Regions from separate parts of the Homo sapiens genome. Here region 2 is linked to region 1. A link is an interaction called in ENCODE POLR2A ChIA-PET data of the cell type or tissue named here. Cell type or tissue: Panc1. All regions are shown on one strand.

Region 1 (2,500 bases):
TAGGGCCCTGCCTGCATTTCAGCTTGCTTACCTCAGGAAGACCCTATTTCCAAATAAACTCCCGTTCTGGGGTGCTGCCGGTCAGGACCTCCCCATACACATTTGGGAGGACACAGTTCAGCTCATGACAGCTGCCATGGTTGGACCCGTCTCACAACCTCATGAAAAGGCTTCATCCCACACTTCATACCCCCGTTTCACAGATGGGAAAATCGAGGCTCTGAGAGAAGACGTCCACGATGGAGCAGCGGGCAGGGGGAGGAGGCCCACCCCCCTCAGCCGGGTCTCCACCCCCACGATGCTGCACTCTGTTCAGAGAGGAGGAATTGCTCCTGCGGTAACGTGAGCTGGACAGGTTACCCTCTGCTGGATACAGCCCACCTTTTCACAGAGGGAACATTTTTCTCTTTGTAGTTGGAAGGTGAGGCTTTGAGCACGGTGCACAGATGGCCAAGTGTCAGGGACTCCAGGCCCTTCCCTTGGGCAGCAGCCTGTGGTCTTCACCAACCAGGAAAAGCCCTTATGATGTCTCCTTGCTACTTGCCCTGGGGTAATCTTCTGACCCAGGTTGGGTGTCAGGCATGTTGGCATCTTGCTTGGTTCTAGTGGCCTGCAGATCTGTGTTCTTGCAAGGCATATCTGAAAAAAGGGGGATGGGGGAGCCTGGTTTAGGTTGGTCTACAGCAGCCGGCACCTCCAAGCATGCCTGGAGCAAGTGCCAAGTTATGGGCCCAGCTCCATCCACATGCTGTGTGACCCAGGCAACTTACTTGCCTTCTCTGGCCTCAGGTTTCCTATTTGTAAAACAAGGGGATTGAACTAGGGCATTCCAAGTACTCTGCCTAGATGAGTAAAAAACAATCATAAAATTTCCGCAAACTCTTTATTTCCATTTTATCAAAATATCATAGGCTTCAAGGTGGCATTGTCCAATAGAAGCTATGACTGTGAACCACATATGTGATATAAATTTTCTAGTAGCTACATTAAAGAACAAACAGTTGCAAATAAATGATAATTTCATCCAACATGTTCAAAATTACCATTTCAGTATGCAATCAATATAAAAATATTGAGTTGCTTTACATGTTTCGGACTCTCTTTGGAGAGCACAAAAGTATGCATTTTTTACTTACAGCACATCTCCATTCAGATGCCGAAGTTTTATTGGAAATACTTGATCTGAATTTAGCTATCATAAGATTTACAGTTGAAAAAGCAGATTCTCAGACCCAAGTTGTTCCAAACATACTTCAGTGTTGTCCAATAACTGAATCGAGTGTCGAGTTTTAGATTCAAAATTCGGTTCGCTGAGCTCAGATGTCACCCTGGACCTGGCGCTCCAGGGAGTCGGAGCCTGTTCCAGTTACCGTAAAGCCTGGAGTATAGGGGGCTCGTTGATTCCAGTTCAACTTAATCCACTGGCTCTCAGCTCAGGTCCTCTCCAGAGCCACTCCAGCCAACCCCGAGGTTCTTCTTGTCCTTCCCATTCCCCTGTTTCTGAATCCTGTTTCTTTATTCTTGTGTCCAGAAAGCAATTACAGAGTACCAACTGTATGCAGGATATAATGAAGGAGGCAGTATAGTCAAGGCAGGCCTCATATACTGGAAAGACCACAGCTCCAGGTTCAAATCTGGGCACTGCTAGCTCCACGGGAGGCTGTTTCCACATCTGTGACCTGGGAGCCCTTGGCCCTGAGCAGAAGCATCTCTGTGGGGACAGAAGGGGGTGGTTTGCACGTGTCCAGTGTCTGGCCGATGTTCCTTCAGGTCCGCCTGCTCTCGGGACAGGAGTTGTGCCCGGCCCAGCATCTTCCGAAGAGCAGGGCTCAGTGGCTTCCGTCTGTTGGCGGCATCCCGTTACAGAAATAGCTCTTTGCAGATGTGGCTTCACCGTGAACAGCATTTCTCAAACCACGTTCCCAGAAACATCTTGCTCCTCCTGGTGTGAACCAGGAATTCTTAAGTCAAAGATATTCTCAGGAGACATCAGATCACTTAGTGGCTTTTTAAATTAAATTAAATTATTATTTTTTTTAATTTTTAAAGACAGAGTCTTGCTACGTTACTCAGGCTGGACTGGAGCTCCTGGGCTCAACCCTCCCCACTCAGCCTCCCAAGTAGCTGGGATTACAGGCATCCCTCACCACGCCCGGCTCAATGGCTTTGTACTTTTATTTGTAGACTTTCTTAGAGCCCTTGATGTGGCAATGCAAATGGTCAGGGAATTCCCACTTTGCCACTGTGTCAGCAGCCCTGGGCCTGGCACTTTGAGACAGGAGCTGAGTCATAGTCATTTCCGTGTCCCATGTCACTTTTGCACACAGGGAACCCCTAGCTGGCACCCTGCCCTCAGGGGGTGCCTGACAGTGGCCACTGATTAAAATGTGGGCTAAAAAGAAGCACTAAAACAACAACATGCTGGAGATCAGGGGAAGGGCCAATTATTTTCAGAGGATCCAGGAAGACTGCCTGTAGGAGGAGACATTGGAACTGAGCA
Region 2 (2,500 bases), 51 kb before region 1:
CTTGCAGGAATGATGTTCCAGAGAACATCTTGGAACTCAGATCATCAAGAAGAGATGGGTTAGAACAGCACCAAATATTCAGCTTTGAATCCATTCAGCGTTTTCTGCTCGAGTAGTGAGGCCCTGACGATCTGTGAGCCAGAGAAGCTTTCAAAGCCCTTTCTCTCTGAAGTGAGGAAGGCTGTACCCGGGGCCACGAGGACCCCATAAGGCTGAATGACTGAACCCACACTGGGGTCAGCAGCGTCACAGATGTTTTTTGTGACCCTCAGCCACTTTGAGGCTCCATTTGACGGCTATGCAAGCCTCGGCCCAGCACAGAGGGCTGCCTCGAGGCGAGATGGAAACTGGGAAAGGGATGGAGTCCAAGCTCGGATCCCAGCCCAGGGTGCCTTCTGGGGTGAAGCAGGGAAGGACAAGGTCTGGTTATGGCCGTATGGCCTCTGCTCCCCGCTTCTCCAGAGGAGAGTGGACAGGTTGAGATTTCCAAGAGAAAATGCTTTCAGCAAGAGGCAATTGCTTCCCTATCAACCCTAGGCTTTCAGGAAACCTGCACCTGCCAACACCTTTTGCTGTGGCTGATTTCACTGAAGATGAGACCCCCAGCTCTGGATCTGGTGTTTGTTAGCGCAGCCGGCCCTGGACAACTGCCGAGCAGAGCTGGGCCCCCTTCCAGGGACAGCAGAAAATGCTCAAGGCTGCTTACAAAAGCAAACTCAGGCCAGGCGCGGTGGCTTATGCATGTAATCCCAGCACTTTGGGAGGCCGAGGCGGGCAGATCACCTGAGGTCAGGATTTCGGGACCATCCTGGCCAACATGGTGAAACCCTGTCTCTGCTAAAAATACAAAAATTAGCCAGGCTGGTAGTGTGTGCCTGTAACCTCAGCTTCTCGGGAGGCTGAGGCAGGAGAGTCGCTTGAACCCGGGAGACAGGTTGCAGTGAGCCGAGATCATGCCATTGCACTGCAGCCTGGGTGACACAGCAAGACTCTGTCTCAAAAAAAAAATAAAAAAAGTAAACTCAAGGTGAGCTGGGCCGCACCCGAGTCCCTGCCAGGGCTATGTAACCCTGGGTCTGCAGGTCACTCTGCCTCAGGCTCAGTCTTCATGACTGTAAAATGGGCTGAATAATTCCTCACCTGTTAGAGAGCAAAGAGCTAAGCCACAGAGCACCTGAGAAGGATGCCAGCAGCCTTCAGGTGTGGCCTGTATGTCCTCACGATCCAACAGCTCTGGGGGCAGGAAGCACATATTTTAAAGATATAAAGGTATTTCAAAGAAATGATGATAAACTACCCAGATGTCTCCCTCTGGTTCCTCCAAGAAAACACATGACAGTAAAATCGCTCTAAGCAAACTGAATCTTGGTGCAGGGAGCCAGCTTTCTCTCCATCTGAAGACACTTTCTCCTAAATATTAAGATCATTAACACGTTTCCAGACAGGAAGAATGTACTGTTGTTAGCTTTAGACAAACATTATGCTAATTTCAAATCTAGAGCCAAAAACATGCTCCCACCACAATGTGGACGTCTTATTTGTCTTGGTTTCCTCCCATGTCTGATCAGCAGATGGAAACGCAAGTGCTTCAGCTCCTAAGGGGCGCTACGGACTGCCAGAAGGTAATCAAAACCACAGGCTACAGATGATGTGGATGGGGAGGAATTCCGCTCTTCTGGGCAAACTCCGGGTTTGGCTCCTCCTGCCTCGATTTCCTCCTTCCTCTGCCTGTTACCTTTCCTGCCTCAGGGGGTCCTCAGCTAACTTCCCGGTATTCTCTTCTCTCGAGACCCCAATGTCCCTCCACTCTGGTCACCTCCGTCTTTCACAATACAGCAGAGGTAGCTCCTCTCCCTTGTCGTTCCTTCCCCCAGCCCTTCTGGCTTGAAATGCTTTTACTTCCCCGGGCCCATCTAGAATGACAGCAACTGCATGTGCCTGGCTCTGTGCTCTGGGGGCTGGGGCCCAGCATGGGATTAGGTCAGCCTTCAGGCTAGTCCAAGTGAGTGGAGGTGGGAGCCAGGGACTGGTGATCCGAGGGGGACTCGTGCCAAGGACCATGATGGGACAGAGCAGAGGTGGCAGATTTTGCCCAAGGAGGCCCGAGAATCTCCAAGTGAGATGTAAACGCTGCCCACAATGTTTAAGACATCATTTAACAAAGAGTCGGTGCCCTAGGGTGCAGGCAAGTCCCAGCGTGGCAGGGAGGAGGCACCGAGGCTTGGGGTTGTGAGTCAGCCCAGACCAGCTGCAGGACACAAAGCAGGTAGGGAGGGACTTGCCAGAAGAGCTGGAGAGGAGGGAATGCCTGAGGCAGAGGGGCTGCTGCCAGGTTCAGGAACCCATTTGCTGGGCCATCTTGGGCAAATCACTCCACCTCTCTGGGACTCTGCGTCTGCACTTCTAAATGAAGACAGCACGGTGGCCTCACAGGCCAGCTGAAGAACACGAGTGAGGTCACGGCCACGAGTGCCACATGGGAATGGCCCTGGCTGTCTGC

The links. Peaks named below come from ENCODE experiments on the same cell type or tissue, not always from the same donor. Only the 100,000 strongest peaks of a DNase experiment are listed, where the experiment ranks them.
Region 2: POLR2A ChIA-PET joins it to region 1 with 5 read pairs; 3 of 35 experiments call an interaction of 5 or more read pairs at or near these places.

The regions. Positions count from the first base shown.
Region 1 is chr4:8,846,814-8,849,313 of GRCh38, reverse strand. It overlaps a transcript of HMX1 not described here. Among named protein-coding and RNA genes, the nearest start is that of HMX1, 24 kb to the left of the region's middle. In Panc1, no CTCF peak of the experiment used is centred here; a DNase peak (open chromatin) is centred at 1,353.
Region 2 is chr4:8,897,725-8,900,224 of GRCh38, reverse strand. No RefSeq gene overlaps it. Among named protein-coding and RNA genes, the nearest start is that of HMX1, 27 kb to the right of the region's middle. In Panc1, no CTCF peak of the experiment used is centred here; no DNase peak of the experiment used is centred here.